2 separate regions of the Homo sapiens genome follow, and region 1 is linked to region 2. A link is an interaction called in ENCODE POLR2A ChIA-PET data of the cell type or tissue named here. Cell type or tissue: MCF 10A. All regions are shown on one strand. Links, peaks and the distances in the headings refer to the core of each region. The heading gives the core; the rest is flanking DNA.

The links. ChIA-PET counts read pairs that join two places held together with the same protein. Peaks named below come from ENCODE experiments on the same cell type or tissue, not always from the same donor. Only the 100,000 strongest peaks of a DNase experiment are listed, where the experiment ranks them.
Region 1: POLR2A ChIA-PET joins it to region 2 with 5 read pairs; 2 of 35 experiments call an interaction of 5 or more read pairs at or near these places.

What each region holds. Positions count from the first base shown.
Region 1 is chr12:54,035,484-54,038,287 of GRCh38, forward strand. It overlaps a transcript of HOXC4 not described here. Among named protein-coding and RNA genes, the nearest start is that of MIR615, 2.9 kb to the left of the region's middle. In MCF 10A, for the core only: a CTCF peak has its summit at 1,500 (motif pointing left); a DNase peak (open chromatin) is centred at 1,568.
Region 2 is chr12:54,331,569-54,334,372 of GRCh38, forward strand. The region is part of intron 1 of COPZ1 (coat protein complex I subunit zeta 1); the gene reads left to right. Among named protein-coding and RNA genes, the nearest start is that of MIR148B, 4.2 kb to the right of the region's middle. In MCF 10A, for the core only: no CTCF peak of the experiment used is centred there; no DNase peak of the experiment used is centred there.

The DNA of each region.
Region 1 (2,804 bases), core at 103-2,602, 300 kb before region 2:
GGGCAGTGAGTAGAGGGAGGTGAAATTGAGCTCCTTTCCTGTTCCTTGGCTGCAACAAGAGCCTCTGGGGGAAGAGAAGGGCACCTAGGCCTCGAGTACTGGCTTTTCCCATGCTGTGGCTGTCCAAGGCCTTCACGCCTCTGCACTCCAGGAGGCCTCTGGACTGGCAGCAGCCCCCACTGTGTGCCAAAGCTGCGGTGCAGGAACCAGTGGCTCCACCGTGCTCAGCCTTAGGACCTTCTGGGCCTCTGAAGATCTTTCCTGGGCCTAGGTGGTCCCTGAGAGGCCTTGCTGGACATAGAGGGAGGGCTGAGCCCTCACTCTAGGGACCCATTTGGTCTCATAAGGGCCTCTAGAGGGAGGTGGTATTGCTTGGTAAGGGGGTGTTGGGAGAGTTGGAGGAGGTGTGCCTCAGTATCTAAGATACTGGGGAAGAGGGAGCAGGGAGGACAATCTGCAGTGTGTATCAGCCTGGCAGGAAATGTTCAGACTGTTTCCACCACCTTCTAGGGCCTCGGGCTATGCAGGACAATTAACTGGGAAAGGAGCTGCATAGACCAGTGCTGGAGTCACGTCTGTCTGCCATCATTTATCTCAGTCTCTGGGATTTTGTGTGGAGGGGAGGATGGGTTAAAAGTGGGGGTGGGAGGAGGCAGATAATTCAGGTAGTGTCTGAGGATCAGGTCCTTCTCCAGGCTCCTGGGATGGGCTGGGGGAGGAAGCACTTTACAGTAGAAACAAATGTGGGAAGGGTCCATAAAACTTTACTGCATTTCCTCTCCCACCTCCCACAACAGGGTGATTTCCTGGAGCCAAGCCTAGGCCCCCCACACTGGTGGGGTGAGGGTCTGGAGCTTGGCTAAGGGATTGCACCAGCAGCCAAGAAGAAAGGGGAGCAGAGGGGCTCTGGGGAGGGGCAGGGGAATATTTATGATTATTAATGCTGATGCTCCTTGGATTTATTATAAGGACTAACTTCGCTGCATCCCACTGCCTAAGCTACCCATCAGTCATTTTTTAAAAGACCCAAGAGCCTTTCCTCACCCCATGCTTGGCACATAGGCAGTCTCAACAAATGCTTATTGAACAGTGCCCACAACTACCACCCTTCCCCTTCGCACTGCACTCAGGCCAGGTTAGGGCGCCTGTTGTCTCTCCTCAACTTGCACACAGCAGTTAACCCAGACCAGTGCTCTCTCTCTCTCTCTCTGAAATAAAATGTGTAATTTTCTTCAGGGAGTTATTTTAATTTTTTCTCCATGCTGAGTAAAACTATTGAGTGAGCAGTGAAGCGTGGAGAAGCACTGGCGTCTCCGGTGGGTAACAGTTAACTAAGAAAGAGGCTGTGGCACCCGCACCCACCTGTTCCAGCCTCCCAGGCTGCCCAGGCCCTGTGCTTCCTCCCCAGGGGACAGGCGCACCACCCCAGGGGAAAACCAAGGGCTTTGTCATAGATAGGGGCAATGTTGGTTAGAGCTGCCAGGCAGGGCACACCAGCCCCACCGTGCACTGACTGCCTCCTCCCGGCAGGGTTTGGGCCTCTCCTTCCCTGGAGGAGCTGAAGGTCTGACTCATTTTGGCTTGGGTAGACACAGAGTGCCTGCCTGCCCTCCTCCTTCCTGTCACAATCTGCAGGTCTGCCCAGGCACCAGCCTTGGCTTCTGCAGCATCGTCGGGAGTCAGCGGCGGCAACCAAGCCAGAGGCCTCGTACCTACTTCCCTACGCTGAGGGTGCATAAGGCCCAGATCCCTGATTTCTCCCTGAACAGGGGCTTCTGCTTTGGGGCCTGGGGTAGTTTCCCCACCAGCCAGCCTCCTAGAACATATTTCCAGGTAACAGGGTCTGGCATTGCTCTGGGGGAGTTTATGGAGGGGTCTTCTGGGTTGCAAGCAGAGACTATGGAGCCTGCCTCTCCACTTTGCCCTGGAACCCACCCCCTCTGGCAGCAAGAAAGAAGGGGAAGAAGCATGACTTACCTTCCCGGGGGAGTGGGAAGAGGGGGGACACGGCCCACTCTGAGCAATTAGAGGAAAGAGGAGGAAAAAATAAGAGGACAAAAAGATCAACACGACCTCGAAGGCGACAGGTCCTTATGGAAATAAGTAAGTAAATAAATAAATAAGGATCCACCCTCTCCCCCCTCTCCACCCTGCAAGGGGGATGTGGGGGTGGGGCAAAGGAACAGCACCAGGGCTTTTTAGTGTAACTGAGCATTAGAGAAATAGGCATGCTTCTATGTGAATTTAGGAGTTTGAAACTTTTGGAGGTTATTTATGTGAATAGCCTGAAGGCAAGCCCGTGAGTGGCTCTTGGGGGACCACGTGATATCATTAAACCAAGTTTTATGGTGTAGGGAGAGCTGACAAACCCACAATATATTTACATCATATATAATCTTAACTGTCCAGCCACGCAGCTGCTGGTGAGGTTTAATGCTAGGACAGAGGGCCTGGCAGTTAGAGGGGATTACGGCGCTGGGGACGATGGTGAGAGAGGTTACATCTTCGCAAATGAATCCCAGGCGAACGCTGTGAGTTAATTCTCTCTTTCTCTCTCTCAGACCCTTTCTCCCATTTACCTAACCACCCCCCTCACTTGATAGAAGGCAGCTCCCACTTATTAGGGGGAGGGGGAAAAGGCCTTCCCAGGCTGGGGTGGGAGAAGAGAAGAAGCAGCAGAAAAAGCTGCTGGGAAGTAGGAAGATGGGGGAGCTTGTCTACCCTGAGCAGCCCTCCCCTTCCCACTCCTTATTCTCTCTGACTGCAAGTCAACTGGGGTAGAGAGGCCTTGGTTGTTTAGAGAT
Region 2 (2,804 bases), core at 147-2,646:
GTGTGGTTTTAGAGGGAGACTAAAACCAGAGGAGAATAGAGCAATTCTGCCTCGGGGTTGATTTGGGGGCATAAATAGACTGAAAGATAACACAGAGTCTGTCAATTCAGTCTCTCAGAGACTAGCTTTTTGTTTTCAGGAGCAAAAGCAGGGAGATGTGGGGGGGAGTAAAGGGATAAATCATGATACAAATCGTGACCCAGGACTCATCAGGAATGGATCTAGCCCCTTTTGATTTTTTTCCTTTGCTGAGTGTTATTTAAGTGAGGGCTCCTGGATTACCAAACTGAGAAGGCAGAATGTTCTAATGGTGCTCTCAGGCCTCAGGTCTGGAGTATAGTCTGATTTCTCCTTATTCAGTTCATCTCTCTTCCCAGCAGTACTGCTTTGTCCCTCATTTCTGTGATTCTTTCACTTCCATGATAGTTGAAGAATTAGGGACTATGTGACCCCTGGGTAAAAAATCCTCCAGCAAGGCCGGGCGCGGTGGCTCACGCCTGTAATCCAGCACTTTGGGAGGCCGAGGCGGGCGGATCACGAGGTCAGGAGTTTGAGACCAGCCTGACCAACATGGTGAAACCCGTCTCTACCAAAAATACAAAAATTAGCCGGTCATGGTGTCACGCGCCTGTAATCCCAGCTACTCAGGAGGCTGAGGCAGGAGAATGGCGTGAACCCGGGAGGCGGAGGTTGCAGTGAGCCACTGCACTCCAGCTTGGGCGACAGAGTGAGACTCCGTCTCAAAAAAAAAAAATTTTCCAACAGACAGGCTTTCTGAGTTTTGAGAAAGGTCCTGAGACTTTGCATTCCTAAAAAGCTTAGGGTTTGGTTGTCTTTGTCCTGCCCATTTCACAGTCATCAAATTCAGCCATTGAAAGCTGGAGGTGGCTGGGCATGGTAGCTCACGCGTGTAATCCCAGCACTTTGGGAGGCTGAGGCAGGCGGATCACCTGAGGTCAGGAGTTCGAGACCAGCCTTACCAACATGGCAAAGCCCTGTCTACTAAAAACACAAAATTAGCCAGGTGTGGTGGTGGGTGCCTGTAATGCCAGCTATTTGAGAGGCTGAGGCAGGAGAATCGCTTGAACCTGGGAGGTGGAGGTTGCAGTGAGCTGAGATTGCACCATTGCACTCCAGCCTGGGCAACAAGAATGAAACTCAGTCTTAAAAAAAAAAAGGGAAAAAAAAAAAGAAAGCTGGAGGGAGCGTGGTTGCTGACCTTTATTCCCCCTGCTGGCTGTTAGTTTTCTCAATCATATTTATTAATTTATGAAGGCCACACACACATTTATTGAATTTATCCAGCATTACTGGATGCCAGGTAGAGTAGAGGGGGTGGTTTACAAAAGTATCACTCATTTCCCCTCTTTTTCCTGCCCCCTCCACACCATCTTATTATCTCCAGAGAGAATCTCATTTAATTCTAAACTCGGCTCTGTGAACTCTTTGAAATCATAAAAAAATTATTTTTATTTATATATATATTTTTTGAGACAGAGTCTTGCTCTGTCATCCAGGCTGGAGTGCAGTGGTGCGATGATCTTGGCTCACTGCAATCTCCATCTCCGGGGTTTAAGCAATTCTCATGCCTCAGCCTCCTGAATAGCTGGGATTACAGGCATGCACCACCATGCCCAGCTAATTTTTTTGTATTTTTAGTAGAGACAGGGTTTCGCCATGTTGCCCAGGCTGGCCTCAAACTCCTGAGCTCAAGCTATTTGTCCCCACATTGGCCTCCCAAAGTGCTGGTATTACAGGTAGGAACCAGCATGCCTAGCCATGAAATCATAAAAAAATTTGTGAATGTATTTTGCTGGGAATAAGGTCCATAGATGTAATTGGTTTATCAAAGGGGTCTGCTGTAACTCAAAAAAGGCATTAACCTTAACTGATCTAGGTCAAGCCTCTCATTTCTCTGATGAAGAAGCTGAATCTCAGAGAAAGGGAAAATTTGAGTTAATGGCTGATCCCCATTATAGTACAAGTATTGTAGCCAGGCATGGTGGTGCATGCCTGTAGTCCTAGCTATTTGGAAGGCTGAGGCAGGACTCCTTGAGCCCAGGAGTTCAGGTCCAGCCTGGGCAACATAGCAAGACCCTGTCTCTATTTAAGAGATGGATTGTAGGAGTTTAGAGACATTTTCTCCTGTAATATCAAAACTCTTGTTGACTGTGCTTTACATGTTTTGGGTCTGTGTCAGATAGGAAGATTGTAGGTGTCTCTTCCTGCCGTCAGTTCTTCCCGAGTCATGTGTTGAGTTTTTTCTTTATAACCAATATTTGGTCTCATGTCAGCTGGGTAGTGTTCTGTGGTACCAGTGGCTCCCACTCTTTCCTGAGCTGTGCTTTTTGAATCTAATCTTGTGTGTATACAGAAATAATTAGCAGGGTGTGGTGGCATGTACCTGTAGTCAGCTACTTGGGAGGCTGAACGGGGAGGATCGCTTGAGCCTGGGAGGTTGAGGCTGCAGTGAGCTGTGATGGCACCACTGCACTCCAGCCTGGGTGACAAGAAATAATAATAATATTAATAAATCTGATATAGGCTGGGCGTGGTGGCTCATGCCTGTAATCCTAGCACTTTGGGAGGTCAAGGTGGGCAGATCACCTGAGGTCAGGAGTTCGAGACCAGCTTGGCCAACATGGCGAAACCCCGTCTCTACAAAAAACACAAAAATAAGCCAGGCTACAAAAAACACAAAAATAAGCCGGGCGTGGTGGGAAGCGCCTGTAATCCCAGCTGCCTGAGAGGCTGAGGCAGGAGAATTGCTGGAACCCGAGAGGCAGAGGCTGCAGTGAGCCAAG